Regions from separate parts of the Mus musculus genome. Here region 1 is linked to region 2. The links are chromatin loops, found by intact Hi-C in ENCODE. Cell type or tissue: heart. All regions are shown on one strand. Links, peaks and the distances in the headings refer to the core of each region. The heading gives the core; the rest is flanking DNA.

The links. Peaks named below come from ENCODE experiments on the same cell type or tissue, not always from the same donor. Only the 100,000 strongest peaks of a DNase experiment are listed, where the experiment ranks them.
Region 1: it touches region 2 in a loop (2.6-fold over the local background); 3 of 42 quality-filtered maps call a loop at or near these places.

What each region holds. Positions count from the first base shown.
Region 1 is chr1:178,197,244-178,213,834 of GRCm38, reverse strand. All of the region lies in intron 1 of Desi2 (desumoylating isopeptidase 2), which reads right to left. Among named protein-coding and RNA genes, the nearest start is that of Desi2, 18 kb to the right of the region's middle. In heart, for the core only: no CTCF peak of the experiment used is centred there; DNase peaks (open chromatin) are centred at 7,764 and 7,954.
Region 2 is chr1:178,295,578-178,312,168 of GRCm38, reverse strand. It overlaps Gm46174 (a long non-coding RNA gene), which reads left to right and starts at 11,791. Exons shown (of 3, transcript XR_001779565.2): 1 at 11,791-14,361. LOC115487370 (a long non-coding RNA gene) reads left to right here. Exons shown (of 2, transcript XR_003948789.1): 2 at 2,406-5,633. In heart, for the core only: a CTCF peak has its summit at 8,573 (motif pointing right); a DNase peak (open chromatin) is centred at 8,568.

The sequences.
Region 1 (16,591 bases), core at 4,787-12,786, 98 kb after region 2:
CATACCTAAACATGATAAAAGCAATCTACAGCAAACCAGTAGCCAACATCAAAGTAAATGGAGAGAAGCTGGAAGCAATCCCACTAAAATCAGGGACTAGACAAGGCTGCCCACTTTTTCCCTACCTTTTCAACATAGTACTTGAAGTATTAGCCAGAGCAATTCGACAACAAAAGGAGATCAAGGGGATACAAATTGGAAAAGAGGAAGTCAAAATATCACTTTTTGCAGATGATCTGATAGTATATATAAGTGACCCCAAAAATTCTACCAGAGAACTCCTAAACCTGATAAACAGGTGAAGTAGCTGGATATAAAATAAACTCAAACAAGTCAATGGCCTTTCTCTATACAAAGAATAAACAGGCTGAGAAAGAAATTAGGGAAACAACACCCTTCTCAATAGTCACAAATAATATAAAATATCTCGGCGTGACTCTAACTAAGGAAGTGAAAGATCTGTATGATAAAAACTTCAAGTCTCTGAAGAAAGAAATTAAAGAAGATCTCAGAAGATGGAAGGATCTCCCATGCTCATGGATTGGCAGGATCAACATTGTAAAAATGGCTCTCTTGCCAAAAGCAATCTACAGATTCAATGCAATCCCCATCAAAATTCTAACTCAATTCTTCAACGAATTAGAAGGAGCAATTTGCAAATTCATCTGGAATAACAAAAATCCTAGGATAGCAAAAACTCTTCTCAAGGATAAAAGAACCTCTGGTGGAATCACCATGCCTGACCTAAAGCTTTACTACAGAGCAATTGTGATAAAAACTACATGGTACTGGTATAGAGACAGACAAGTAGACCAATGGAATAGAATTGAAGACCCAGAAATGAACCCACACACCTATGGTCACTTGATCTTCGACAAGGGAGCTAAAATCATCCAGTGGAAGAAAGACAGCATTTTCAACAATTGGTGCTGGCACAACTGGTTGTTATCATGTAGAAGAATGCGAATCGATCCATACTTATCTCCTTGTACTAAGGTCAAATCTAAGTGGATCAAGGAACTTCACTTAAAACCAGAGACACTGAAACTTATAGAGGAGAAAGTGGGGAAAAGCCTCGAAGATATGGGCACAGGGGACAAATTCCTGAACAGAACAGCAATGGCTTGTGCTGTAAGATCGAGAATTGACAAATGGGACCTAATGAAACTCCAAAGTTTCTGCAAGGCAAAAGACACCGTCAATAAGACAAAAAGACCACCAACAGATTGGGAAAGGATCTTTACCTATCCTAAATCAGATAGGGGACTAATATCCAACATATATAAAGAACTCAAGAAGGTGGACTTCAGAAAATCAAATAACCCCATTAAAAAATGGGGCTCAGAACTGAACAAAGAATTCTCACCTGAGGAATACCAAATGGCAGAGAAGCACCTGAAAAAATGTTCAACATCCTTAATCATCAGGGAAATGCAAATCAAAACAACCCTGAGATTCCACTTCACACCAGTCAGAATGGCTAAGATCAAAAATTCAGGTGACAGCAGATGCTGGCATGGATGTGGAGAAAGAGGAACACTCCTCCATTGTTGGTGGGATTGCAGGCTTGTACAACCACTCTGGAAATCAGTCTGGCGGTTCCTCAGAAAATTGGACATAGTACTACCGGAGGATCCAGCAATACCTCTCCTGGGCATACATCCAGAAGATGCCCCAACTAGTAAGAAGGACACATGCTCCACTATGTTCATAGCAGCCTTATTTATAATAGCCAGAAGCTGGAAAGAACCCAGATGCCCCTCAACAGAGGAATGGATACAGAAAATGTGGTACATCTACACAATGGAGTACTACTCAGGTATTAAAAAGAATGAATTTATGAAATTCCTAGCCAAATGGATGGACCTGGAGGGCATCATCCTGAGTGAGGTAACACATTCACAAAGGAACTCACACAATATGTACTCACTGATAAGTGGATATTAGCCCAAAACCTAGGATACCCAAGATATAAGATACAATTTCCTAAACACATGAAACTCAAGAAAAATGAAGACTGAAGTGTGGACACTATGCTCCTCCTTAGAAGTGGGAACAAAACACCCTTGGAAGGAGTTACAGAGACAAAGTTTGGAGCTGAGATGAAAGGATGGACCATGTAGAGACTGCCATATCCAGGGATCCACCCCATAATCAGCATCCAAACGCTGACACCATTGCATACACTAGCAAGATTTTATCGAAAGGACCCAGATGTAGCTGTCTCTTGTGAGACTATGCCGGGGCCTAGCAAACACAGAAGTGGATGCTCACAGTCAGCTAATGGATGGATCACAGGGCTCCCAATGGAGGAGCTAGAGAAAGTACCCAAGGAGCTAAAGTGATCTGCAACCCTATAGGTGGAACAACATTATGAACTAACCAGTACTCCGGAGCTCTTGACTCTAACTGCATTATGTATCAAAAGATGGCCTAGTCGGCCATCACTGGAAAGAGAGGCCCATTGGACACGCAAACTTTATATGCCCCAGTACAGGGGAACGCCAGGGCCAAAAAGGGGGAGTGGGTGGGTAGGGGAGTGGGGGTGGGTGGGTATGGGGGACTTTTGGTATAGCATTGGAAATGTAAATGAGCTAAATACCTAATAAAAAATTAAAAAAAAAAAAGAACTGTGTGAGATAGTGAGACAGGAAGATGATGAATTTGATTTCTGTGTATAAAAGCCCATTAAGAATGTAAGTCAATTCCAATTTGGTAAATGTTAAAAGTGAAACATAAAGAAGCAAATTTTGGAGGTTTTTCTGAAATGTGCTTTCACTTATTTTGTCTTTCATACTAATAGTCTTTGTGAAATAAATAAAGTGTAAGCCAGATGTTGTGGTGCATGCTTTTGATCCTAGCACTTGGGAATCAGAGTAGTTTGCTGCCAGCCTCCCAGCCTATTCTACAGAGTTATAGGAAATCCTGTGTCACCCTGGCTGGGCTGGAGCTCATTATGCAGAAACCCCCACCTAGAAGAACAATCACCAAAAAAAAAAAAAAAAAAAAAAAAAGGTATATAGGTACATTTTGTCAGGGAAATAACTTGTCCAATGAGTGGCTGTCAGTATTGATCATAGTGGCTAGCCTTATGTCATAACAACTCTACTTCCTAATAACTATCCTCATGTGGCCCCAGTTTTTCCTATATGATCTTGAATTTCTCTCAGTTTAAATGGCTCTGCACTGAAAACATTTCAGCACATATACTTGTTAATTGGAATGATGCAGTTGAGGGGGAAAAAATGACACTGGACAGTGATAACTATTCTGAAAGAGTTGTGTTTACACTGGGAGACTAAAGGAGAAAGGGGCTCTAAAACAACAAGGTAGGAAGTTTGCTTGACCACAGCAGAGACACAGGCAGTCCGTTTACTCCATGCAACAGGTGGAAAGGAGTAGTTATAGGCCAGTGGTGGTACAAAGAGAACACTTCATTTTTTAAAATCCACCTTTCAGTGAAATAAGCTGTGAAGTCATCTTGGAAAGCAAGCTGAGAATAAGGAGCTCCTAAAAGAGGGTATGAAATTCTATAGCTGTCTTGGAGACTGGGGAAGTTGACTGACCAGAAAAATAAAGCAGCACTGCCAGAGAGCATTCAAGGGCCCTCTTGAGATGTGTGGTCACAACTTCTAAGTTACATCAGTCAGAGTGCTATGTGTTTTTCTCTAGCCATGTTCAGCTGCTGAAGCATGGAGTAGATAGAGGTGTTTGAATTAGAGCAGCTACAAGTGTAGCAGAGAGTGACTGATGCAAGGCTGTGGAATCTAACCCCACTCCATGGGCAAGTGTGAAAGAGTATTTCAAGGAACTCCTAAGACTGTGGGGACCAGCAAATCTGGGACCTAGGGCAGCAACATGGACTGCTACCATGGCCCAGATAAATTGACAATTAAAATTAACCACCACAGAAAACCAGTTTAGGATATATGATTTTGTTTTATGTTTTAGTTCCTATTCATCTGAGTTACAGAGCGCACCGAGGAAATTGAAGTTCAGAGAAGTGTGAGAGCTGGACAGACTGAGAAACATGGTCCTTTCCTTTGTTCAGTGCAACAGATGGAATCCAGGGCCTTGTACATGCTGGGTAAAGATGTTAAGTCGGTGGTTCTCAACCTGTGGATGGCGACCCTCACCAGTCACATCTTAGATATCCTGTATATCAGACATTTACATCAATATCTATAATAGTAGCAGAATTACAGCTATGAAGTAGCAATGAAATAATTTTTTGGTTGGTGTCACCACATCATGAGGAACTGTATTAAAGGGTTGCAGCACTAGGAAGGTTGAGAACCACTGTAATCCACTCCCCAGCCTTATAGGGAGAAAATGTGCTGGATGAGAGTACTGTTTGAGTACATCTGTGCCCTACCACTTCATTCTGGGCAGGTTTTTCTTCTTTCTAGGTCCCCATCCTTTGAGTTTCTTTGTGACTACTTGTTTTAATTTAACATAAGATGTATCATGTGGCTTCCTTTCTCCTTACAATGGCTGGTAAACAAAAAACTCTTAAAAATGTTGGCTCTTAAAAATATTAGCTCTTGTTATGAAGACTCCTGTATCTATGAATTATCGCCCTCCTCTAATTATTAAGTATTATTACACTTAAATTTTTCATTTTATTTATCTATTTATTTTTTACAGACTTCTTCAGTTAGCTTATTGCCAAGTCAATATGGAAGTGTGGGTTATTTCATGAGCTGCTTGAAACAAGTAGTTCTCTACTTGGGAACAAACATACAGACTATTTCTAAAATTTTATGTAAGTATATTCTACTTTGATTTCTGTTGTTGTGACAAATATCCTGACATGAAGCAACTTAGAAAACGGAAGGGTTTATTTAGCTTACACTCCCAGGTTACTGTTTATCATTGGAAGGAATTCAAGGCACATATTCAAGCACATGTACCGTCAAAGCAGAAAGAGAAACAAACGGATATTTGCTTGCTCTCCCCTAGCTTTCTCTTACATAGTTAAGGACCATCTGAACAGGGAATGATGCCACTTACAATTGATGTCTTCCAAAATCAAGTAACAAACAAGATGATCCCCCACAGACATGACCGTAAGACAACTTCATCTAGAAAATTAATTTCTAGTTGAGGCTCTGAAGTGACTCCAGATTATGGCAAGTTAAAAATTATTAAAAACTGGGCTGGAGAGATGGCTCAGTGGTTAAGAGCACCGGCTGCTCTTCCGAAGGTCCTGAGTTCAAATCCCAGCAACCACATGGTGGCTCACAACCATCTGTAATGAGATCTGACACCCTCTCCTGGTGCATCTGAAGACAGCTACAGTGTACTTAGATATAATTGTAAATAAATAAATCTTAAAAAAAAAAAACTCAACAAAACAAAACAAAAAAAACACCTTACAAGTAATTAAAAAAAATTATTAAAAACTTAAACTAACATCAAGAATTAAGGCTGAGTGTAGTGGCACATGCCTTTAATTCTACCACTCAGGAGGCAGATCTATGAGAGTTTGATCTATATTATATTATATATTGATTATATATTATACTTATAAAAGTTTTTTGTATGAATTTCCTGAATAAAAATGTTAAAGCAAAAAACCCCTCTATTTTTATCAATAAAGAGGAAAAACAATGATTTAAAATGTTTATTTGTAGCCTCCCCCAGTCTTGAGCAGGCTGGCTCAGACCTTGCTGCCACTGAGAATGAGACCACCTGGGGTGGAGCCTTCCCACCTAGATGGTTCTATTGTGCTGTTCTTCTCCAAGACACTACTACCTGCTGAGAGGCTGAGAGACTCCTGGGAGACACCAGGCAACCCAGTGATTGACACCTTCTTGCCAAACTAGTGCTGTCAGACAAATTGCTTACAGGCTGGCGACAGGCATCAAGAGTGGACCTGTGAGAGATGGGCTTTCTCCCTTTATAAGCACAGCATTTCAGTAAACGTTGGGGTTTTTCTTTGTTTTTTTTTGTTTTTCGTTTTTCGAGACAGGGTTTCTCTGTGTAGCCCTGGCTGTCCTGGAGCTCACTTTGTAGACCAGGCTGGCCTCGAATTCAGAAATCTGCCTGTCTCTGCTTCCCAAGTGCTGGGATTAAAGGCGTGCGCCACCACGCCCGGCAACTTTGGGTTTTGATCAGCATTTGTCTTGTCCTCTTCCTTTTCTAGCCCTTTATTCTCTTTTAGCCCCAGTCTGCTTTTTAGGAGGACCTGGTTCGTGTGGCCCTGGGTGGTCACAGTTTGGTGCCCCAACGTGTAGCAGAATCAAATGAGGGAACACTGTCTTAGGTAGAGTTCCATGAGAAGGGAAAAACAAGAAGATCGTATCTGGCACAGTAAGCAACAGGTATTCATGCTAGCATTGGCTTTAAATTTCGTTTTTTAAATTGTTGCTGTAGGTGCGATAGAATACGGGCTAAGTTTGGACAGTGTTGACCAGGCGCTGATTCCACTTAGGGGCTGACAGCGGAAAATGGGAATAGAAAATTCTAAAGAGGTATTTGTCCACAGTCTTCAAGAGCTGCTTCAGGCGAGGAGTAGGGTTTGAAGAATAATTGTTAGAATTTTCAGATCAGATAGATTTTTGCTGCCCATGGTTCAGAGAAGAAGAAACTTTAGATAAGAAAATTTGGGAGAGAATTAGAGAAGCTCTGAGAAACACCCAGGCAGATAATTTCACCCTCTGCCTCTGGGCACTTGTAAAAGATGATATTGATGAAGAGACCTTGCAGGCGTCAGATAGTACCCAGGCAGAGCTTGAAGAATCTCAGGAAGAATGCCTGCCAGAGAGGACTTTCTCAGAAAAGGGCCCTCTCAACCCTAAATTAGAAAGATATAGAGACTCTAATGATGAGCATGTTAGACAAAGAAGATCATTCAGAAAAAGGAGCTGCCAAATATTTTGATGAGGATTGCCTCCTTGTGAACCTTCTGCTCCACCTATGGCCTCCACTATAGGAGTTGCTACATAAATGGACATGCACTAAGTAAATTAGAGTTTGAAATTAAGTTACAGAAATTGACTAATGAGCTTCGGGAGCTAAAAAAGATATCAAATACAGGGAAGAACAGCTATTCTGAAATGTACCAATCCCCGCTAGAAAGAGCTGTGAGTCAGGCTCTCGGGGAAAGGGCAGGACACATCTGATGCTAACCTTTCCTGTAGTTGAGATAATTGACCAGCAAAACAATAGTCAGACAATACCAGACTTTGTAGTTCAAGGTGATAAAGGAGTTAAAAACAGCTGTTGCACAATATGGCCCTATAGCTCCTTTTACACAAGCATTATTGGATACTGTCATGGAGTCAAATTTAACCCCCCAAGATTGGAAGACTCTATGTAAGGCTACTTTGTCAGGAGGAGATTTCTTACTTTGGAGTTCTGAATGGCAAGAAGCCAGTAAGAAAACTGCTGCTTTGAATGCTCAGACAGGAAACCCAGACTGGGATATTAACATGCTTTTAGGAGAAGGTCAATATGAAAGCAATGCTAATCAGATTGGGTTTCCTGTTGGGAGTGTACTCGCAGGTTGCTATGGCTGTCAGCTGTGCTTACCTACTAAAGGGGATCTCAGTGGAAGTGTAGCCAGTATTCGACAGTGTCCTGATGAGCTTTTCCAGGACTTTGTGGATAGGCTATTAAAAACAGCTAGTAGAATTCTTGGAGATTCTCAAATGGGAATTCCTTTCATTACGCAATTGGCTTATGAGAATGCTAACACAGCATGTCTGCGCCGCTATTCGGCCACAAAAAGGAAAGACTTAGCCGGGTATATCCGTCTTTGTGCAGAGATTGGGCCTTCATATAATCAGGGCTTGGCCTTGGCTGCTGCTTTGCAAGGAACCATTGCTTGCACAGAAACGAGGGAATAATGCATGTTTTAAGTGTGGAAGTTTGGGTCATTTTAAAAATGATTGTCCTAGGAGTAGAGGTGCCAAGAGCAGGCAATCAGGCCGTGCTCCAGGAGTTTGTCCTCAATGCAGGAAGGGCAACCACTGGGCTAGGGAATGTAAATCCAAGACAGATATTCAGGGCTGTCGGTGCCAGGAAATGAGAAGAGGGGCCAGCCTCAGGCCCCAAGATACCCACAGCAGGCAGCTTATGGGGCCATGAAGCTGCTGCCCAGCCAAGTAAGTCCATTTTTGAACTTATCAGGGCAACACCAGGAAGTGCAGGATTGGACCTCTGTTCTACCACCCACACAGTATTAACCCCAGAAATGGGAGTTCAAACTCTGCCTACAGGAGTTTTTGGACCTCTACCTGCAGAAACTTGGGGATTTCTTTTAGGCCAAAGCAGTTCTATTGTAAAAGATCTGCAGGTTTATCGAGGTGTTATAGATAATGATTATGAGGGAGAAACTAAAATCATGGCTGCTTCCCCTCATGGTATTATAACTGTACCTGCTAATCAAAGAATTGCTCAACTTATCTTAGTTCCCTTACATCTGCTACCGTCCAGATTTGTTAAGAATGAGAGAGGACAAAGTGGCTTTGGTTCCTCTGATGTGTACTGGGTTCAATCTATTACTAATCAGGCCTAACCTTAAATTGATAATTGAAGGAAAAAAGCTTTGAAGGATCTAAAGTAACAATTATTAGAGGACAAGATTGGCCTTCACCTTGGCCTTTGTCTGATATGCTTACTCACCTCCAAGGAATTGGTTATGCCAATAACCCAAAACAAAGCTCTAAATTGCTAACCTGGAGAGATGAGGAGGGCAATTCAGGACAGATTCGGCATTATGTTATGACAAATTTGCCTGTTACTCTCTGGGGAAGAGATCTCTTGTCACAGATGGGCATTATAACATGCAGTCCTAATGAGGCAGTTACTAAGCAGATGCTAAGACAAGGATTTTTGCCTGGTCAGGGGCTAGGAAAGGAAGGACAAGGTATTAAGACTTTTTTTTTTTAAGATTTATTTATTGTTATGAATAAGTACACTGTAGTTGTCTTCAGATGCACCAGAAGAAAGCATCAGATCTCATTACAGATGGTTGTAAGCCACCATGTGGTTTCTGGATTTGAACTCAGGACCTCTGGAAGAGCAGTCAGTGCTCTTACCCACTGAGCCATCTCGCCAGCCCCGAGTATTAACGCTTTTGAAGGTCCTAAACCTCACTCTAACACAAGAGGCTTGGGGTATTTTCAGTAATGGCCACTATCTTGACTGCATCCTATGCTGATAAAATTCAATGGCTTAATAATATTCTGGTGTGGGTTGATCAGTGGTCTTTACCTAAAGAGAAAATAGAAGCCGCCTCTTCGCTAGTGCAGGAGCAATTAGAGGCAGGGCATTTAGTAGAATCTCAGTCTCCTTGGAATACTCCAATATTTGTTACCAAAGAAAAAATCTGGTAAATGGAGATTGTTACAAGATCTAAGAAAGATTAATGAAACCATGGTACCTGTGGGAGCTTTACAACCTGGGCTTCCATCTCCGGTAACCATTCCTAAAGAATATTATAAAATTGTGGTAGATCTGAAGGATTGTTTCTTTACTATTCCTTTGCACCCTGAGGATTGTGAAAGATTTGCTTTCAGTGTTCCTTCTATTAATTTCAAGGAACCTATGAAAAGATATCAATGGACAGTTCTTCCACAGGGCATGGCTAATAGTCCTACCTTATGTCAAAAGTTTGTGGCACAAGCCATTCAGCCTGTAAGACAACAATGGCCTATGATATCATTGTTCATTACACAGATAATGTATTATTAAAGGGAAAAGATCCTCAGAACTTGCTTTTATGTTATAGAGATTTACAACAGGCCTTAGAGGATAAAGGACTGCAAATAGCTCCATAAAAGGTACAGACTCAAGATCCTTATAATTATTTGGGTTTTAGACTTACAGATCAAGCTGTTTTTCCCCAGGATATAGTTATTTGCAGGGACAGCTTAAAAACTTTAAATGATTTTCAAAAATTGTTAGGTGATATTTATTGGTTTTGCCCCTATTTAAAGCTTACTACAGGGGAATTGAAACCTTTATTTGATATTCTTAAAGGGAGTTCTGATCCTACCTCCCCTAGATCTTTAACTTCAGAAGGATTGCTGGCCTTACAACAAGTAGAAAGAGCTACTGAAGAACAATTTGTTACTTATATAGATTACTCTTTACCTTTACATCTGTTAATTTTAATACGATTCATATGCCTACAGGATTGTTGTGGCAAAGGGCTCCTCTAATGTGGATACATTTGAGGATATCTCCTAAACGTAATATCCTGCCATATTATGAAGCAGTAGCCCAGATGGTTATACTTGGAGGGAAGCAGGCACTAACTTATTTTGGCGAAGAGCCAGATATCATTGTTCAGCCTTATAGTGTAGATCAAGATACTTGGCTGAAGCAGCACAGTATGGATTGGTTGCTTGCTCAAATAGGATTTATAGGAACTATAGATAATAATTATCCTCAAGATAGGCTGATACATTTTTTTAAATGTACATGAGGTGATATTTCCTAATATGACCTCAGCCTTTGTATAATGCTCTTTTGATTTTTACTGACGGTTCCTCTAAAGGGCGAGCCGGATATCTTATGAATAACCAACAGGTAGTCATAGAAACTCCTGGGCTCTCAGCTCAGTTAGAATAGCTGACAGCGGTACTGAATGTTTTTCAGTCTGTGAATGATGCTTTTAATATTTTTACTGATAGCTTATATGTTGCACAATCAATTCCCTCATTGGAGACTTGTGGTACATTTAACTTTAATATGCCAGCAGGATCTCTGTTTTCACAATTGCAAAACATCACTCTTGCTCGGGAAAAAATCCGTTTTATATTGGTCATATACGAGCTCATTCTGGTCTTCCTGGACCTTTAGCTGCAGGCAATGATTGCATTGATAGAGCTCTAATAGGAGAGGCCTTAGTTTCAGACCCTGTTGCATTGGCTAGATGTGATCATGATAAATTTCATCTCTCTAGACATACCTTAAGACTCCGACATAAGATCACTAAGGAGCAGGCAAGAATGATTGTAAAACAATGCCCTAAATGTATTACATTATCTCCAGTTCCGCATTTAGGAGTAGTCCACGAGGCCTTATGCCCAATCATATTTGGCAAATGGATGTAACCCATTATGCAGAATTTGGAAAATTAAAATATATACACGTTTGTATTGACACTTGTTCAGGCTCTCTTTTTGCTTCTCTACATACGGGAGAGGCCTCTAGAAATGTAATTGATCATTGTTTACAAGCCTTTAATGCTATGGGATTGCCTAAAGTCATTAAGACAGATAATGGGCTATCCTATACTGGCGACAATTTTATTTCATTTTGTAAGGAATTTGATATCAAACATAAAACTGGAATTCCTTACAACCCAATGGGACAAGGAATTGTTGAACGTGCTCATCACATTCTGAAAAATTGGCTTTTAAAAACAAAACAGAGGCAATTATATCCCCCAAGGTCACCAAAAGCACATCTCGCTTTTGTCTTGTTTTAAATTTTTTGCAAACTGATGTTAAAGGTCAGTCTGCAGTAGCATCCTTACTTCCAGTTCTTATGCCATGGTTAAATGGCGGGGCCCATTAACTAATATGGGGAATGGTCCAGACCCTGTTTTAATTTGGGGAAGAGGTTCTGTTTTTTTTTTTTGTTTGTTTGTTTTTAACAAAAAGAAGACAGAGCGCAATGGCTGCCTGAAAGATTGGTTCGTCAAGTGGACACAGACCCTGAATCTTCTAGTAAGTATGATTCCAACCTTGATGATGGCTAAAAATCTTTTTTAGCCAGAAGAGTTAATTTGGAGCAAAGCCTCCACTTCCAGAGAATTTACAGCCTTTCTGTTGATGAGGCCAGAGTTTGAGCTTGATCATTGCTAATTTGCAACTGAATATAGTACCTGGACTTCCCCCAAAGAAGCCTTTATCCTGTTGCTTTTCAATTCTCTGCTTTGTATTTCAAGTAGGTCAGTCACCGCCCTACAGCCTGTCTCCACCAAGCTTGAAACCTCGCCTCCACCAAGCACAGGTGGCAGAAATTCATCGATATGAAGAAACATATTGAGTATATATTGTGGCTTTGGTCTGATTGGGAATAAGGTGTGCTATGAAGGCCGGTTAGTCAATGATGGGTCACTGAGATTTCTGGACTATTTCAAAATCTAAGACAGACATATGTGCTAAGAGGCCGTGGTTTATTAATAATAAACCACAGAGTCATGTTTGTGCAAAATAAACACAAGCAAGCTGCACATACTCTCCTTGACAAATAGGAATAGTTCATAGAAAATCTAAGTTCCAAGCCAGGCATGGACGCCAGCCACCATAATTCCCAGGCAGGACTATGGAGCATAAATAAATTTTATGCCCCAGTCCAGCTAATTTTTATTATATATTTAGGGAGGAATTGGAGCCTCCCCCAGTCTTGAGCAGGCTGGCTCAGACCTTGCTGCCACAAAAATGAGACCACCTGGGGTGGAGCCTTCCCATCTACCTAGATGGTTCTATTGTACTGTTCTTCTCCAAGACACTGCTACCTGCTGAGAGGCTGAGAGATTCCTGAGACAGCAGGCAACCCAGTGATTGACACCTTCTTGCCAAACTAGTGCTGTCAGACAAATTGTTTACAGGCTGGCAACAGGCATCAAGAATGGATCTGTGGGAGATGGGCTTTCCCCCTTTATAAGCAGAGCATTTCAGTAAACTTTGGGTTTTGATCAGCATTTGTCTTGACCTCGTCCTTTTCTCACCATTTATTCTCTTTTAGCCCCAGCCTGCTTTTCAGGAGGACCCGGTTCCTGTGGCTGCGGGCAGTCACATTTATTCTTAAAAAGTTTATTCTTATCAAGCTTATGGGTTTAGTGAGCACCCAATTAAAAAAGAAGCAACATATAATCAAAATATTTAAAAGCTAGGGATCAGGGATCTCCACATGTTTTTGTAGCACTACTAATCATAGCCAAAAAGTAGAATTAACCACCAAGAGATGAATAGAGAAACAAACTGTGGTACATAACTACAATGAATATTATTCAGCCTTAAAAGGAGAAATTCTCAAACATAATATTAACAGACACCAAGGAATCAAAAAAAGGACAGAAACATATATGAAGTGTTTAGTCAAATTTACAGGGCAGGAAGCAGAACAGATACTTTCTCTTTTGTAAGATGAAAAATGTTCTGGAGGATGTTGCAAAAATGATGTGTGCATACTTAATATTACTAACTACATAGTTAAAAATGTCCAAGATGGTAAATTTTACATTATATTTTTAAAAACTCAAAAATCTGTAGAATTGCTTTTCTAAGACTTAAAAAAAAAAAACCAAAAACACCAACCACTTCTAGAAAAGAAAATAAAGCCAAGAAAACTTTGAAATGATAGTAAAGAGAAACTAGTGTAGTTAGATAGTAAATATAGTATGAAATTGCAATAATTAGAATAGTGTGGTAGTGAAATTAAAATTAATTGTGTATTAGCAAAAACTCAGTATTGAAATGGTAACACCATAATTTAGTGAGGAAAGACAATTCTGGTGGGAATTTAGAAGAACAGGACACTGTGTTGCATTGTTTTTATTATTAATTTAATATATAACCTGGAGTTAACTAGGAAAAGGGTACCTCAATTGAAAACCTGCATTGATCAGATTGGCCTGTGGATATGTCTAGACCATTATCTCAATTGCTAACTGATGTTAAGAGCCCAGCCCAACGTGGGTGGTGCTACCAGAGGCAGGGCTGTATAAGAAAGGTAGCTAGCTGCCCATGAGCCACACAGTGAGCCAGTAAGTAGTGTTCCTCTACAATTTCTGCCTGACTCCCTTCAATGATGAATTGTGACCTGTAAGTATAAGCCAAATAACACACTACACCCCTGCTTTTGTTTCGGTCAGAGTGTTTTATTACAGCAACAGAAAAGTAGCTAATACAAATGCCAAGAGAAATGTAGTCATTTTGGAAGCCCAAGCCCTTGTTTCAGAGGGAAATAGGAGCCCTACTGAGATCTGGGCTAGAAGTCATTTCTATCACAGCCTGGTAAAGAACCTAGCTCCACTCTGCCTCTGTCCTGAAAATATAAGTGAGAATGGCTTAAAAGTAGTGGACTACTAAGTTGTTTGGCAGGTAAATTTCTAGACAGCATAACATTCAAGGCGGTGGCCTAGTTACTACTGTTTATTGCTCTTAGAATGATGCACAGTTACAGAAGAGAGCAGGGAAACATGGAAAAAGTCCATGTTTGGCAAGGAAAGGATTGTGAGTTTAAGAATTCAGAAAGGGGCCAGGGAGAAGCCTATGTGGTAAACATGCTTGCCACAAAAGCCTGGAAATCTAGTTTGGTTCCATAACTCATGTAAAGAAAGAAAAAAGGAGAGATCTGAGTGCACAAAGCTCCTCCTACCTCCAAATGTATGCTATAGCATGACCTCATGGTAACCCATCATGCAACACACATAATAAAGATGCAGAAAAGGCACAAGTGAAGACAGCAGCTGCAATTGTTAGAGACTAGTGCCTTTAAGAGAAACCTTGCATTCTGTAATGACATAACCAGGAAAGGTGTCCTTGACTAAGAAGATCATTATCATCACCATCTCTGCCCATTGAAGGCTATTGTGAAAAAGGCAACTTTAAAAGGAGAGAGCCTGAACTGGAATGAAAGAGGAGGTTCCCTGATCAAACAAACAAACAAACAAACACAAAACAAACAACAACAAAACCCCACATGCCTATGAAAGTGTGTTCTCAGCCTGAATCGCCTCACTACAGTAGGAAGTCATATCTGTGGTATATAAGGGAACCAGCTACATCTGAAGCTAGCAGCAGAACTTGGCATCATTATTTAAACAGTACTAGTTTTGCAGGCATGCAAAAGAAGAAAGCATTGTGTGTCCCGCACCATGGTTCCAGAAGGACGCTGAGGCCAGGCAATTGTGTGTCAGGGTTAGAGTCTCTACATGGTGGCCCTAAGAAGTCACAGTATAAAAGCCGAGAAGGTGGAGCCAGCTACAACAGAGATCCCCAGGACTATAGGGTCTGAGTATACCTAAGAAAGCTACAGGCACTGAGTACAGCTGGCCCAAGAACAAGGTCCCATTTGCTGTAGGCAAACCTGGAGGGAAGGGACTACTCAAGGCTACTACAATCTAAACTATCTTAGTTAACTTCTATTGCTGTGCTAAAACACCATGATCAACACAACTTAGAGAAGAAAGTGTTTATTTGGGGCTTTTGGTTCCAGGGGGATAAGACTCTATCTCTGTCACAGTAGGGAAGCAAGGCAAGAGCATCTAGAGAGCTGATGAGAACTCACATTTTGAACCTTAAGCTGGAAACAGAGAAAGCAAACTGAAAATGACACATGGCTTCTGTAACTTCAAAACCAGCTTCCAGTGACATATTTCCTCCAGCAAGACCACCTCATAATCCTACCTAAACAGTGCCAGAAACTGGGGACCAAGTATTCAAATGCCTAGGAGTATGGAGGGGCATGTATCATTCAAACCACCACATTCCACTCTCTGACCCCTATAGACTTGTGGCTATGTCAATAACACAAAAGGTATTTAGGGGATCCCAAGATTCAAAAGTCCCCTTACTCTTTTAGTTGCAATGCTGCTTAAAAGTCCAGAGTCTCTTCTCAGACTCCACAATCTCTTAATTGTAACTCCCCTGTAAAATAGAAAAACAATTTACTTCCAAAATACAGACACAAAATATACACTACTATACCAAAAGGAAGGATCAGGATATAATGAGAATACTGGACTCAAGGAAGACAAACAGAAATTCAGCAGGACAAACTCCAAACCCCATAGTTCCATGCCTGATGTCAAAGGGCTTAGATCACTCTGCCCTTCCAGTTCTGCTGCTGGTAGCATACTTTTGTCCCTTGGGCTGGTTTCCTTCCCTGTGCACAACTCTAGGGAGAGATGTCCCATGGCTCACAGCTCCAAAACCTTGGGTTCTCTAACATAACAGAGATTCCCTTCCACGGCTTCCGACAATGGTCTTTATGGAAGGACAGCCTTGCCATATACTAGTTGGCCTCATATATTAGCTGACTCTCTGAAACTGGGAAATTCTATTATCCTTCGTGACTCGAAAAGCAGTGTCCACATGGACAGCCAAGTTTGGCTGTCAGTTTGAGACAGATACTTAGTCGTTCCATTCATTGATTCATTGATTCATTCATTCAGTCTCTGTCTTTATACTTTTTTAAAATTACATAGTCTCTATATTTACATTTCAAATGTTATCCCCTTTCCTTTCCAAAAACATCCTATCGCATCCCCCCTTCCCCTGCTCACCCACCCACCCACCCACTCTCGCTTCCCTGTCCTGGCATTCCCCTACACTGGGGCATCCAGCCTGCCCAGGTCCAAGGGCCTCTCCTCCCACTGATGTCTAACAAGGCCATCCTCTGCTGCATATGTAGCTGGTGCCATGAGTCCCACCATGTGTACTCTTTTGTTGGTGGTTTAGTTCCTGAGAGCTCTGGGGGTACTGGTTAGTTCATATTGTTCTTCCTCTTATAGGACTGCAAGCTTGTTCAGCTCCTTCTGTCTTTTCTCAAGCTCTTCCATTGGAGACCTGTGCTCATCCAATACTTGGTCACTTTAAATGCAGAAGCTTCTGTTTATCCT
Region 2 (16,591 bases), core at 4,987-12,986:
TGCCACCCCAGCACTTAGGGGCCTGCAGGAAGATCATCATACGTTTGAAACCAGCCTGGGCTACAGAGCAAGATCCTGTTACAAATAAACAAATATCTGGATATAATAATAGGTATTTTACTTGCAAATTAAAAAAAATTCCTAGCCTAAGACCTGTGCAAAATTATAAAAATATAGTCTTAATATAGTTAAAATAAAACAAGATTATTTTCAAAGTAGAAACAGGGACATTGGGGGTGGAGAGCAGGGTGTGACATGTGATGTCCTGGATTAGGTTCCAGAACCAAAAAATCGATAAGCAGATCAACAAGGTAAAGTTAGAAATGTAATTTTAAGGACTGGAGAGATGGCTCAGCAGTTAAGAGCACTGACTGCTCTTCCAGAGGTCCTGAGCTCAATTCCCAGCAACCACATGGTGGCTCACGACCATCTGTAATGGGGTCTAATGCCCTCTTCTGGTGTGTCTGAAGACAGCTACAGTGTACTCATATAAATGAAATAAATCTTTTTAAAAAATTTAAAAAAATGTAATCTTAGGAGTTAGATAAGCCTCCATTTTCCCTAGCTCGGGTGAATGGTATTATAATGTAGATTAAGTCTGGATAGTTTTATTTCAGAAAATTCACATAAGCTGTCAAGTTGACAGGATAACCTAAAGCTGTCCTCCCTTTAGCTTCAGCAATGACCATTGGGCCTATTTTATTTCATCTGTCTCCATCACGTATGTGTGAAAAAGAGGTATGTGTTTTGGGGCAAGGGGAGTGAGTATCTGTGAACACTGTGGCCAGCAAAGTTGATCCAAGGGAGGCAAGAAGGTGGTTTGATTCAACAACACTAAGTAGCCTGTGCTGGCTCAGACTTTGGGACCCTGAGTGGTTTATGCTAGGTATATTTACAGCACAATTAGGTGAAAAGTTTCCTCCTGATAATTAACACAGTCTCATGTGTACAATAAAGCGTACAATAAGCTAGGTAACGATTAGATGTTGCTGGGCTGGAGAGATGGCTCAGCAGTTAAGAGAACTGCCTGCTCATCCTGAGTTCAATTCCCAGCTTCCACGTGGTGGCTCATGCCCGTCTATAATGAGATCTGGGTTGCATGCTAGAACGCACTGACCTCCCTCAGTACCTGTGTTCTTAGCAACTGTTGATAATGTCAGATTAAGCCATTTCTTGTGTGATTACTTCCATTCCTCCTACATTGATTAACTGGAATCTGTAGTGGAGAATTGGGGTTACTGTAAAGCTCTTTCCAAACACAAACGGTGAGTCTTTGGGGTGAGAGGAGCAGTGTTAGAGCCACCTGAATGTGTGAGCATGCCAGACAAGCACTGGTGTCTCTCCTTAGCTGTTCTTTTAAAAATTTATAGCCGGCACAGGACTTTAATCCCAGCACTCAGAAGGTAGAAGTAGATGGATCTCTGACTTTGAGGCCAGCCTGGTCTATAGAGTGAGTTCCAGGACAGCCAGGGCTACACAGAGAAACCCTGTCTTGAAAAAACCAAAACCAACCAAATGAAGACAAAAAACAAAACACAAACAAACAAAACCCCAAACCATTCATTCATTCGTTCCCAAGCCTTTTTCCTTTTGGTCTCCATTTATTAAATTCTGAGGTTATAAAGGTTTATGACGTTTTGTTCCAGGCTGGAGACATAACTCAGGTGGTAGAGTGCTTGCCTAGTTGCAAAGCCCTTGGGTTCCATCTCCAGCACTGACAGGCAGGGCATAATAGTGCCTGCCCAAGAGCCCAGCAGTTGAGAGATGGAGGCAAAAGATTTCAGAACTTCAAGGTCATCTTTGGCTATGTAGTGAGTTTGACAATCTCCCTTACCACTTTGAGCACAGATGCAATTGGGCAACAAATTGTGCTCCCTAGTGGGCAATCTGTTTATTATACTGTTTATTGGGTGTGCAAAAGCAACTAACAAAACTCCACTGAGTATTTGTGTTTCTAAAAGATTCTACAATTAAATGTTTTTGTTTTTATGCACGTGTGTGTGTGCTAGTGGAATGTGGTGTTCATTTGAGTGCCAAGGAGCCAAGATGGAAAGGTGGAGGTCAGAGAACAATTTGAGACGGTTCTCTTCTTCCTCCTTGTGGGTCCCAAGGATAGAACTGGCAGGCTTGGCAGGGAGTTTGTTTTCCCACTCACACATCCCACTGGCTCCAGATTCTGCAAATTTTTGTCAAGAATTTTTTTGTTTGTTTTAAAATAAAACACAGGTGTGGCTAATTGCACACAACCAACTATATAGCTGTTAGGCCCTCTTACAGAAAATACCCCTGTAATTACCACCTGGGTCAAGAAATACAATTTGACAGCTTTGAAGAGGACCTGTGCTCTACCAAGCACAGGTAGGCAGCCATGCAATTAACAAATGTATTTATAACTCCTGAACCAGGAGAGGGAGCCCCTTCCAGAGGGAGGCTCAGGACTGGATGTCACCAACAGCTGTGACAGTGGGATTCCAGCAAGACTTCTGAACTGTCAGGCACGGGGAGGAGGGAAATGAAGAGGAGGAAGAGAACTCCTATGAACTGCTGCCAAACTTCGGTCAGCTCCAGAAACACCCAAGGAAAAGGCTAAGGAGCAAGGGGATGGCAGACTTGGTGATTACTCTTGCTTGGGACTCTGGGATGACCTGCTCCTTGGGGATATTTTTCCTGCCTGTGCCTCCCCAAGAGTCTGGGAGGTTTGCAGGGACTGGTGGGTTTCTCTGGCCGACCTTAGACTTCATCCAGATAAGACTGCTTGCATTGGTTAAGCATTTCAGCCCTTTTCATGCACATCTGTTGAACTGACTTATAAACGTGCCAACCCTTTACAGCACTTAGTTTTCCAAGTAGCAGAACCTGCTAAGCCCCCAGGAGACCCACAGCTTTCAGATACCATGGTTGATAATCCAGTGTGGAATGAAAATGTTCTGACTCTGACCCTAAGTGTTCTGATGTGGAGGGCCTTTTGGGGTGCTGCTTGGCAGGAGTCTGACATTGGCCAAGGACAAGGAAATGGGCTTCAGGCAGGAATCTGACATTGGCCATGACAGGGATGTAAGCTAAGGCCGGAATCTGACGTTAGGGCATGATAAGGAAGTAAGTTTCTGCAAGAATCTAACTTTAGGCTATAATAGGGAAGTGGGGTAAGGCAGGAATTTTAATCCTAGGATGCAACAAAAGAAGTAGGCTTCAGGCAAGATCTTGGGCTTGGACGAGGAAGTGGGCTCAAGTATTTTGGTCATTATGTTTTTTTTTTTTTTCTTTTTAAAGATTTATTTATTTATTATATGTAAGTACACTGTAGCTGTCCTCAGACACTCCAGAAGAGGGAGTCAGATCTCGTTATGGATGGTTGTGAGCCACCATGTGGTTGCTGGGATTTGAACTCCTGACCTTTGGAAGAGCAGTCAGGTGCTCTTACCCACTGAGCCATCTCACCAGCCCAATTTTGGTCATTATGACAAGTCCTTTTAAACAACTGTCATGGGAGTATGGGACTTTACTTTCTGCCTTGTTAGTTCCTTATTGTACTGCTTGCCCAAAATACTTGCATGTAATTAAAATGGTATAAAGAGTGGATTGGGAAAATTAAATTTGCCTTCAGTCTCAGAATTGACTGGGGTCATGCTACAATGTTGTCTTTTTTCTTTTTACTCCTCACTCCCACGCTGGAGAACCTGTTGACTTACTGAGCAGGCTTAGTCATTCTGTGCTTTCTGGATTCTCCTTGAAGACCTCACCAAGCAGTTGCTTCAGACTGGGTGAGTTGAACCTCCTTCACCTGGAGCTACAACTCTATTGCAGATCACCCGCAAGTGGCTATTCACATGTGTCAGAGAACATCACCCAGCTGGAACTCAGTGGCCACCAAAAACATCTCCAGAATTCTGATGTCTCTGCCTTAGTTAGAAGATACCCCAGCATTGCCCAACTCAAACTAAGTGATGTCATGCTAACGATTCTGACTGTGCGATGGTTTGTCCAAGACCCCTATAGGTTCCCAGTCGATGTTTGGGGAAATGGTCCAGTCTTGCTGGAGGAAGTTCATCAATTGGAGCAGGTTTTGAGAGTTCCTAGCCTTGTCCCACTTGCAGCTCACTCTCTTTGCTTCCTACTTCTGAAGATGTGATCGCTCAGCTTGTTCCAGAGTTTTGCTGTCCCCACTATTAAGGACTCTAAACCCCTGGGAGTGTAAGGCAAAATAAACTTTCCTATAAACTGCCTTGGCCATGGTGTTATCCAAACAGCAGAATGCTAACTAATGACAGACTGCTTTCTAGAGTTCCCCAAACAGAGCTACCTGCAATGCTTATCAGGCACCAACTGCTCCTGTTAATCCAGCATGCAGGAAGGCTTTGGCCTCAAGATGAGCCAAGAGCTTTTAAGGTAAAGAATGCAGAATTGCAAAAGCCCATTGTTTAGGAAGTATAAGCACAGGGTGTGGCCTCTTTTCATGCAAATGTAGGAATAATTACAATTGATAAAGCACTTGGCTTTATTGTATCAATAAAAGTGATAAAACATTTCATTACTGGCTTTCCCTTACCCTTAGTTATACAAGTTTTTAGAGAACCACCCAAGGGAGATCTCTCTCTCTCTCTCTCTCTCTCTCTCTCTGTGTGTGTGTGTGTGTGTGTGTGTGTTTGTGTGAGTGCACCAGAGTTTGACACTGGATGTCTTTCTGTTTTTGGCTTTTCGAGACAGGGTTTCTCTGTGTAGCCCTGGAACTCACTCTTTAGACCAGGCTGGCCTCGAACTCAGAAATCCACTCTACCTCCCAAGTGCTAGGATTAAAGGTGCACGCCACCACTGCCTGCCTAAAAGTCCCTTTTAAAAAGCCCAAGCCTGTGGTTCCTACTGTGGTCTGAATGAGAATGTCCCCCACAAGCTCAGTGTAACTTGAATGCATAGTTCCCAGCTAGAGGGGCAGATTGGGGATGCTTGGGCTTGTGTGACAGAAGAAGTGTGTCACTTGAGGTGGCCTTTGATTGCTTAGGGCCTACTCTTCATTTGTTCCCTTGACCAAGCCAGCTCAGCCAGTCAACAGGTTCTCAAGGGCAGGAGAGAGGATTAAAAAGAAAAAAGACAATTAGACCACATTGTAGCAGGGCCCCAGCCTTTTCTGAGGCTAAGGCATGTTTATTTTTTCCCCCCATCTCCTTTTATACCATTTTAGTTACATGCAAGTTTTAAGGTTGGCTAGCAGTTGAGGAACAAGCAATACAATAAACACAAATAGTCAAGCAGCAAGCACAGCAATAAACAAAGTCCCGCGATCACTCCTGAGATTCCTGTTTCTCAGGGCTTTTCAGGATGGCCAAGATATCTGAGCCTGCTTCCCTGTCACATTCATGCCTGAAGCCCACTTCTTTGTTCTAGCCTAAAATCAGATTCTTGCCTGAGCTTATTTCCTTGTCATGGACCAATGTCAAATTCATGCCCGAAGCCTATTTCCTTCTCCTGGCCCAATTTCAGATTCCTGCCAAGCAGCCCCAAAAGCTCTCCACACTCCCCCTGCCACTTGAGGTTCAATATGCGCCAGCCATGACTGCTTCCTGCTTCCTCCCACCAGAATGGTGAAGTGCTCTTGCCCATCTGGGACCTTAAGGCTAAATAAACCCTTCCTCCTATAAGGTGTCCTGGTCATGTCTTCTTATTTCAGCCATAGAAAAGTAACGAAAAAGTAAGTAAAAAGTCAGGGCCAGCTGGTGAGATGCCTCAGCAGGTAAAGGTCTTCATTGCCAAACCCAATGACTTGAATTCAATACGCAGGACCCACCCACATGGTGGAGAAAGAGAACACAGCACCCTCTCCCTGCACACAATATGTCACGTGTGCATCCAACACACAAAAGAAAACATAACTAAAAACGTGATGTGTGACACAGTGATATGAAGTGCCTGTATTGGCTTGGACTTCAAGGTATGTCCTGGAACTCACTCTGTAGACCAGGCTGGCCTCAAACTCAGAAATCCGCCTGCCTCTGCCTCCCAAGTACCTGGATCAAAGGTGTGCACCACCCCTGCCCTGTGTAATGTACTAGTATCTGTACTAATGTACAGTGTCTGTTTGCTCTTTGATGGACTCACACATGCAAGCAATACATTCCGATGATGTGCACCTTCAACGTCCTCCTCCCACCCCTACTTGGGAACCTCAACTCTTCTGTTTCTCCCCAGTCCCCCCAGTAGGGGCCTCCTGAAAGATCCTGACAGAATGTAAAAGGTCACAGAAGCCCTGAAATTGGCAAAATAGATTTCATTGCTAGCAGAACTAGCTTCACTGATTTAGAAAAATAGAGGTGCACAATGCTCTGGCCCGCTCCTTGAGCCCGTGTGTCTGCCAATGTTTTGATCCTTCCTTGAACCCATGCATGTGCCCACTGATGAAGCCCATTGCCAGGTGTTTGTGATATTGGTTGCTGGGATAGAGTCGGAAAATCTCCCCAGCAACCACAGCCGGGCCAATCCGGAGTTGCTACACCTGCACCAGACTCTTTCCTTGTACCCCTCCCATACCCATTTCTTGAGAATAGACATTGTTTAGATCTGGAAATCCCCTACTCCCCCCCCTTCTCCTTTCCCCCCTGAGGGCCTATAAAAACTGAGACCCCTTTCCCCTTGAGGTCGACTCCTCTACCCCTGTGTGGGATATGAGTCGTCCCCAGAGCTCTGGCTTTCCCCAATAAAGCCTCATGTGGTTTGCATCAAGCTTGGTCTCTTGTGAGGCTTGGGTGTCCGCTATTGTCCTGAGGTCTGAGCAAGGGGCTCCTCTTGGAGTCTTTCACTCCCACTTCCTATCCTCTCCTTAATTTTAATTAATTACATGATTTTTGGTTTTCTGAGAAAAGGCTTCTTCTCTGTGTAGCCCTGGCTGTCCTAGAACTCAGTCTGTACACCAGACTAGCCTTGAACTCAAGAAACCTACCTGCCTCTGCCTCTTGCTGAGATTAAAGGCTTGCGACACCGCTGCCCGGCCTTATTTTTACTTTTTTAAAAATAATAGTCCAGCTGGTCGTGGTGGCACACGCCTTTAATCCCAGCACTTGGGAGGCAGAGGCAGGCAAATTTCTGAGTTTGAGGCCAGCCTGGTCTACAGAGTGAGTTCCAGGACAGCCAGAGCTATACAGAAAAACTCTGTCTCAAACAACAACAACAACAAAATAATAATAATAATCCACTAGGTCCAATCATGCTGCCTGTTGGAATATTGGCTGATCTTGTCACCTTGGTCTTGGTTACAATAAGCTCATAAGTGCAGTAGGTCTGTTCACAGCAGTGCTGTCTACTCCCCAACTCTTACCTTCTTCCTTCCTCCTCTTCTGCGATGTTTCTAATCCCAGGGGTGGAGTGGGGGTGGGTGCATCTTGATATAGAAGTCCCATTTAGGGATAAACACTCAAAAGACTTTTTTTCTTAGCCTTTCGGTCAGTTATGAGTCTTGCATTAACTACTGACCACTGCAGAGAGAATTTCACTGGCCAAAGCCAAGGATAGCGCCAGTCTATTGGTATAAGTATAAATATTTCAGAAGCATTTGACATCATGTCATGTAGTAAAACAGTAGTCGTAGTTTCTTTCTAGCCATGGACTTAAAAAAAGGATGTATCTTAATTATGTGAATACACGTGTGTTGGACTGATTCTGTATATATGTGTACAAGGTCCAAAGAGACCAGAAGATGGGAGAAGATGCCCTGGAGCTAGAGTTATGGGTAGGCAAGACACCTGATGTGCTGCTGCAAACTGAAATGAGGTCTCCACAAGTGTATCACATTACTGTTGAGCCATTTCTCCAGCCCCAAGCCATGGGTTTTGGACCAGCTTTACAACTCTGGGCCTGAATTCCTTCCTGTGGAATAGTCCTTTCTGCCACTCTGCCTCTCTGCTTCTGCCTCTCTGCCTCTCTGCCTCTCTCTGCCTCTCTGCCTCTCTCTACCTCTCTGCTTCTGCCTCTGCCTCTCTGCCTCTGCCTCTCTGCCTCTCTCTGCCTCTGCCTCTGCAATGCTGGAATCTTTTCTTCTTCCTTCTCCTTTTCTTCCCCTTCCTCCTCCTCCTCCTCCTCCTCCTCCTCCTCCTCCTCCTCCTCCTCCTCCTCCTCCTCCCCCCCCTCCTCCTCCTCCTCCTTCTCCTCCTCCTCCTTCGTTTTTCAATAGGGATTCTCTCTGTAGCCTTCTTGGCCTTAAACTAGAGATGTGCTCGCCTTTGCCTCCTGAGGGCCAGGATTAAAGATGTGCACTGCCCCCCCCCCCGAAAACTCTTCCTATTTTAAAGTTATATATTTAAATTATCTTACAAAATAGTAGTGGGATTCCATAGAGTTTGGAGTTTGTTGGTGTCTTGTTTTATTTTTGTTTTGAGACAGAGTCTTGGCTGTGTGGCCCTGGCTGACTTTGAACTCACAGAAGCCTGCCTGCCTCTGTATCGCAGGTGTATACAGGGCTTTTCTACAGCCTGAGCTCTTGTCCACTCTCCTAGCCCCTCCTCTACTCTTTATAGTAGTTAATTTTATTCCAAGAAAAAAAATGCATATGGAAGTCACTTCTGTTATAGGAGTCTTGTTTTGCCTATTTCACCACCAGGTGGCGCCACAGCACACTTACCCGTTGCTGCTTAGATGGACTTCCTCCTAATTTACTAAATGGGGCAAGTTCAGTTACTTAAAAACAAAGAACTTGTATTTAGTTGCATCATGAAACCCTAAACATCCTAGAGAATGTAATGAAGACTAAAAATAAATAAACATATTGGTCTGGTGTAGGGGGAAACATTGGAAAACTGGAGAAATGGAAGGGGGGGGGGTCATCTCACTGTTGCTTTATGAAGTTCACTTACACCAGGAAGATGTGTAGTTTTCTTTGCAATGATCCTTTCCCAGAGACTCCATCATGGTTTTCAAATGTTATTGATTGAAAATTTTAAGGCACTGTGTGGTATCACAAGCCTTTAATCCCAACGCTAACAATGAAAAGGCAGGCAGATCAGTATGAGTTCAAGGTCAGCTCAGTCTACATATAGAGTTCCAAGCCAGCCAGGACTACATGGTGAGATGCTATCCCTAAAACAAACAAACAAACAAACAAACAAACAAACAATAAAATCTCTTGGACAATGTTTTTTTGGATCACTAAAGTGTGGGGGTTTAACTCAGAAGAGAGTCCTGAGATAGAGGGTACAGACAAGTTCTGCTAGTCTTCTGTGGAGATTAAAAAAAAATCCTTTCATGAACAGAGATGTACAGGGCAATTTAGGGTCAAGGGTCAAATGAGTTTTCAGGCTGTGAGTGCTGTGCTCCAGGCTCTGAGATGGACAGAGGCTTAAGAAGCCTCCTGTGATCCTCAGCCACAGAAGCCAAGCTGTGGTTCAGGCCAGTGACAGCCCTGGCAGAGCCCCTGGAGGCTAATTTGGGCCTTTCATTCTCATGGAGCCTCCAGTAGGCATATGACAGCAGTTTTGCTGTGGAATGGTCACTGGGATCGTGGAGAACATACCAAAAAGACCAGAGAGAGTGGGGAAAAGAGACCAGTTTTCACCTTGAACACTTGACGTGTCATTTAGAGGCTTGTCTGAGCTTCCCACGGTGTGAGTAAGCATCAGCAAAGGTGAATGACTGAGAGGACAGACGATCCACTCTGGGATGGGTCTACTGCGGGGAACACTGCACACTTGATGCACATGTGCAACCTTGTGTCCACAGCTGTGCTGGCTGTGGGATTGCAAAAGGACTCTTGGCCTGGTGAGCAAACCTGCTCATTTGGTTTCAAGGGAATTTGTTAGTACTACAACATGGGAGAAGAGAGACAGGTAATTTGTGTCAGGGTAGGCAGGGGAAGTGAGAGCATGCGCGTGCGTGTGTGTGTGTGTGTGTGTGTGTGTGTGTGTGTGTGTGTATTATGAGGGAACAGGGATGTAGCTATAACCCCACCTCATCATCTAAGAATGGGTTCAATGTCCATTGGAACAATTTGAATTTGCCCTCCAAGGCTGTCCTTTCATGGAGATTGGCTGACCTCACACCAGGTAGCTCTCACCTGCTTGGGTGTTGACTGAACTCCCCCCCGCCACACACACACACCCCTCCTATGATGTATCTCTGATCACAAAAGACGCCCTCTGTACTGTACTGTCTCAGTGTGACACCCCTTCAAGCTGGTGCCCAACAAGCTAGTGTGGGATTGGCTGTTGTTGACTGTGTGGTGGCTAAACTTGGTAATCAACCTGACAGGATTTAGATACCATTTAGCAGCCCTGTGAATGCTACATCCACTCCAGTAGTGACTCGAGTGACAGGCCTAGAAACCTGGATGCAGTCCCAAGGTGAAAAGTTCACAGAAACTTAGCCTCCTGGAACCTTGGCATTCCCATAGCATGTATGCTCCAAACCTGTCCCTGTGTTAGTCTGGTGTATGGATCTGTGTGCTCTCTTTCAGTACTGTTTTATTATAAGTGCCTTTAAGGATTGATTTTGACATATAGCTAAGCCTCCACCAGTGTTCCAATGTCCTAGGAAGTCCTTGAGCCGACCCTGAGCTTGGAATTCAGTAAGAATGTTACCTATTCAGAAACATTCAAATTTACCTCTAGTAGAGACAGTGAAAGTAATCAGGCATTACAATTTACTTGAATAGAGCTAGAAAGCCTAGAGCTAGTCTACATCATAATTACTTAGAACAACAGCCGTGTCACACCCATACACAGGAATGCACAATGGCCTAGGAAGAAGGTGGGTTGTGGTTTTAGGAGGAACTGTAGTATTACTCATGAAAGGGTTAGTAGAAGGGAATTCCCCTGGTGCAGGTTTTTTTTCACTAGGCCCTGAGGAATAGCATAATCAGGTATTTATTTACTAAGGGACCCCTGGTGGTGGGTTTAACAATAGATTATCATTGAATCAGACCACTCACCTGGCTCCTGTGTTTAGCTGATCTTAATTAAGGGTCGTTCCTATTCTCAGTTGTAAACATGGCCTGGCTGCCACTAGCTTTTTATGTATGCATTTTCTTTGTTTTGTGTCGATGTACCTTGGTGAATGTGTTCACCTAGCTTTCGTGTTTTTCTTCTGTATTAAAAGTCTAGTGCATAGCCGGGCTTGGTGGCGCACACCTTTAATCCCAGTACTCAGGAGGCAGAGACAGGCGAATTTCTGAGTTCAAGGCCAGCCTGGTCTATAAAGTGAGTTCCAGGACAGTCAGGGCTATACAGAGAAACCCTGCCTCCAAAAACCAAAAACAAACAAACAAACAAACAAACAAACAAAAAAGTCTGGTTCTTGATTGGAAAAAACCCAAAACATTCAGAAACACACTCTCTCTGTGTTGGTGTCTGTTTGTCATCCATGCCAACTCCTTGCTCGCCTGTAACCAGAATTCCGAGTTTTCCTGCAGATCGAGGACCAGACTGAGGTCCGTCTGCAGCACCTGAAGGCATTCCAGAAGGGTTTAACTGAGGAAGGAAGACCCACTCTAAAGAGTAGGCAGCACCATCCCACCACCTGGGGTCCCAGACAAAATAAAAAGGAGGCGCTGAACTGAGCACCAATGTTCATCTCTGTTTCCTGACTGTAGATGGAGATGCCCACCTACACCCCCTCCTGCCATTATAGACTGGGCCCTTAAAATGCCAGCCAAAGTAAAACCAACCAGCCTTTCTCCCTCCCTCCCTCCCTCCCTCCCTTCCCTCCCTCCCTCCCTCCCTCCCTTCCTTCCTTCCTTCCTTCCTTCCTTCCTTCCACCTTCCTCCTTCTTTCTTTCTTTCTTTCTTTCTTTCTTTCTTTCTTTCTTTCTTTCTTTTTTCTTTTTTTTGTGAATGTAAAACATTTAATTTAAAAATGTTGAACACTACAATATATAAAATAGCTATTATAAATGCACATAGTGTATTCTATAGCTGCCAGGTTTACTTTTTATTTTTAAAGGAAACTGTTACACTGTGGCTAAAACTTGTATCTTCAACCTTTGAAAAAGCCCACATTCTATCACAGTGATGTATGGTTAAACACTTGGATCAAGTCATAACCAGTTTTATTGCAAAAGGACCCTGTACACATTTATCAATTCTAGTACCTTAATAGCTACCCAACAAGTCATTAACATACAGAAACATGCACCATGAAAAGCAAGAAGTATCACCCATCCCTTCTGCGTATTAGCAACTTGTCACTCCTGAGCCACAGTGCTCACATCACTGAGGTCTGTGAACAGTCAGTCACTCTTTCCATTCATCCTGAGTGAAAGATGGAATGACTTACGTACAAATGCAACATATTATAAACAATTTCTTACAAAAAAAGTCACAAATTAAACCAAAGTATTTTACAGAATTTACTACAAAATGCCATAAAAACCGCCTCAACTTAAGCTGCCCCCCCCCCCCCCGGATCCGGCGAGCCAACTGGATTGTCTTTGGGCATGATGGTGACTCACTTGGCGTGGATGGCACACAGATTGGTATCTTCAAACAACCCCACCAGGTATGCTTCGCTAGCCTCCTGAAGGGCACCGATGGCTGCACTTTGAAACCTCAAGTCAGTTTTGAAATCCTGGGCGATCTCCCTCACCAATCTCTGGAATGGCAGCTTCCGGATGAGCAGCTCAGTCGATTTCTGGTAACGAAGGATCTCTCTCAGAGCCACGGTCCCTGGCCTGTAGCGGTGAGGCTTCTTCACCCTGCCGGTAGAGGGCGCGCTTTTCCGAGCCGCCTTAGTGGCCAGCTGTTTGGGGGGGGGGGGGCTTTCCCACCGGTGGACTTCCTAGCGGTCTGCTTGGTTCGGGCCATTTTTTTTTCACCCAAAGCCGAGTCTGGGGCCCTTGCTGAGACCGAGGCGATGCTGGAAGCGCTCGAACAATAGCCGCAATCAGCTTTCTTTAGCCATTTAGTCAGTGATGAAGAAAGTCACCAACACTTGGTATAACCAATACTGGATCATGGGAGGTTCCCTAACCTCTCTTGGGTTTAGGTTCAGTTCACTGATCTGTAGAAATAGGAATTATTTTCTGCCGGGTGTGGTGGCATATGCCTTTAATCCCAGCATTTGGGAGGCAGAGGCAGGCGGATTTCTGAGTTCGAGGCCAGCCTGGTCTACAGAGTGAGTTCCAGGACAGCCAGGGCTATACAGAGAAACCCTGTCTCGAAAAACAAACAAACAAAACAAAACCAAACCAAAACAACAAAAAAAGGAATTATTTTCTATCAAATTACTAAAGTGTTCTGTTGTGGATAACCCTGGTGCTGTTTGTATTTCAAATTTCCTGGATTCACCACTGGAGGATTTAGATTTATTAGGGCTTGCAAGATTAGGATTCTAGATGATGCGCCCAGTGACTGAGTTACCCTTGATTCTGAACTAAGTTTGTGTGGTGTTTTCCTTCACATGGCAGCTTGACTAGGTTCCAGAGAGAAAGGTATGACGGCAAAGTGTGGGTTTGCCAGAAATGCACCCCAAAAGGCTGTGGGGATTTTGAAGCATGGGGCTGGTGTGGAGTGACCCACCAGTGGGAACGTAGCGAGCTGGGTGGAGAGATTTTAGAGTGCTGAGTCAGTCTCCACAAGATGAGAACTGGCCGGCCAGCTCACTCGCCAGGGCTTGCCAGCATAGCATGAATTGCATTTTTAAAGATATTTCCCGAAACAGTGTTCAGATATGTATGAAGGTGTTTTGTAAACTGTAAAGTTCTAAGGAATGGTATTGCTTTAACCTTGCAGAGATAACGCAACGAATGAATTGTGTCCTAAGTGGAAGACTCTATATAATACCATCATTAACAGAGGCAGCCTTCCTAGACCAGACTCCCATAAACACCAAGCTGAGAAGAAAGAGATACAGAAACAAAGTTAAAGTTCACTGTTGGAAAACCATGTATTTTATATAGCCCTCAAGGGGGTGGGTTCGAATGAGCTCACACAGGCAAGAAAAAGACTATAACTCAGCTCCCCCCATCTAAGCCTTTTGATGTGTGTGTGATTCATGAGCTGTGACACACATGTTACAGCCCTTAGTGGTGCCTCACTAGTAGTAATTCTTTTAACAGGGGATAAGGTGAAGGCGATAAGTTACACAATGCTCTTCTTCAGTTTAGACTTCTGGGAGCTGGGAACATGGCCTTGCTCTGTCCTGGCTGGCCTTGACCTCACCCAGCTTAACCTCAGCACCAAGTGAATGAAGGCAACCAGGGATGGGATTCTAAAGTGGGCACTAAGGAAGGGCAGGGTGTTCTTGGGTTCTGATAGGGAATTTACTAACCTTTAACCAAACCTGATTGCCTCTTTCTGTTATAGAGGCAGGCAACACACTACAGTGGATCAGTTCTGGGATCCTGTCATCAGCAGATGCCGCTTAAGTATCTCTGCGTGTGCAAGGGTGCAGGTATCCACATGTCTTTTGAGACAGGGTCTCTTAAAGACCCTGGAGCGCGACAAATAGGCCAACTGTGGCCAGCAAGCCCGAGAGATCACTTTCCTCTGTCTCCCAGCTTTGTGATAACAAACATGTACCCCGATGGCTGGCTCTTACACATGTGGCTTCTGAGCCTGGAGCTCAGGCAGCAGTGTAGCCAGCACAGCTGTCTCTGTATCAACCTGGCAGCTGCCTTGTAAGAACTGCTCCTTCATGGTACTGGTAGTTACATTTATTATTATTATTATTATTAATTATTATTATTATTTAGTACACTTTATTATAGTTATGGTGTTATTATTGAATGTGAATTAATCATATGTCTATAATTATTTGAGGACTGAATAGACGACACAGTAGCTAAGAACACATGTTGCAGCATGCAGTGGTGGCCATTAATCCCAGCACTAGGGAGGCAGAGGCAGGGGGATCTCTTAATTCAAGGCCAGCCTGGTCTACAGAGTGAGTTCCAGGACAGCCAGGGCTACACAGAGAAACCCTGTCTTGAAAAAAACCCAAACCAAACCAAACCAACCAACAAACCAACCAACCAACCAACCAACCAACCAACCAACCAGAGTACAAATTGCTTTTGCAGAAGACCTGAGTTCAATTCCCAGCACACACATCAGACGACTTACAACCACCTGTAACTCCAGATCCTAGGGGTCCAATGCCTTCATCTGGCCTCCAAGAACAAGTGCACTCACATGGTGCTCACCCCACGCAGACACATATGCATGCATGAAGTGAGTTTGGCCTCATGTCGTTTGTATTATAATGCTAATTTTGGTCCCCAGAACTGTTTGTACAAGTGTCTGTATGTATGTAAGATGCTGAAGGACCCTGTCCCCAGTTGGTTTTGACTGGTAAATAAAGATGTCAGCAGCCAATGGCTGAACAGGGCAGACAGAGATGACACTTTAGGATTCTGTGATGGTTTGTATATTCTCAGACCAGGGAGTGGCACCATCTGGAGGTGTGGCCCGGTTGGAATAGGTGTGTCACTGTGGGTGTGGGCTTAAGACTCATCCTAGTTGCCTAGAAGTCAGTCTTCTACTAGCAGCCTTTGGATGAAGACATAGAACTCTCAGCTCCTCCTGCACCATGCCTGCCTGGATGCTGCCATGTTCCCACCTTGATGGTAATGGACTGAACCTCTGAACCTGTAAGCCAGCCCAATTAAATGTTGTTTTTTTTATAAGACTTGCTGTGGTCATGGTGTCTGTTCACAGCAGTAAAACCCTAACTAATACAGATTCTCAGACTTGGAACAGAAAGGAAGGAGAGAAGGGGGCCAAATTGCCATGAGAGGGGCTTAGGATAGACCATGCCGTAAACCGGGCGTGGTGGTATACGCCTTTAATCCCAGCACTTGGGAGGCAGAGGCAGAGGCAGGCGGATTTCTGAGTTCGAGGCCAGCCTGGTCTACAAAGTGAGTTCCAGGACAGCCAGGGCTATACAGAGAAACCCTGTCTTGAAAAACCAAAAAAAAAAAAAAAAAAAAAAAAAAAGATAGACCATGTCTTGAAGGAGAGGAATCTGAGATGGCCAAAATGTAGTATAAATAGGGGACGGGCTGTCAAGAATGTAATAGGGCAGCAAAGATAAAATGTAGATTTGGAGGGTGTTAATTAAGGAATACCAGAGGGGAGTGTGTGCTAGTCACAGGGAGGTTTGGAAGTGGCCAGCCATTGAGCTAGTTCAGGTACAAGGTATGTCAAAATTAATTGGTGTGTGTGTTTCATTTGTGAATCCAGAGAGCTCCTGGGTGGGTACAGCCCGAACACCACCTGCTGAGAGCTCAGAGCAGGATTAACTAATTATCACTACACACATACATAATCTTAGAAATATGGGCTGGAGAGATGACTTAGAGGTTTAAAAACTGACACTGCTCTTGCACAGGACACACAAGTCCACTGGCTCACAACCACTTGTATCTTTGGCTCCATGGGGTTCTGATGCCTCTGGTCTCCATGGGCATCTGTACACACATGTACATCCCTGTGGGACTGTGAAAGGCAGTCTGTATTTTAGTTGAGCAAGGCTTAGTCCGGAGACCCAGTAGAAAACTCTACAAGTGAACTATGCCCCCAGACACAGACGCCTGACACCATAAGCCCTCAACTCCATCATCCTGTGACTATCAGTCATGTAGACAACGTCCCAAGCTCCTGGTATTCTGGCTATAGCCAGG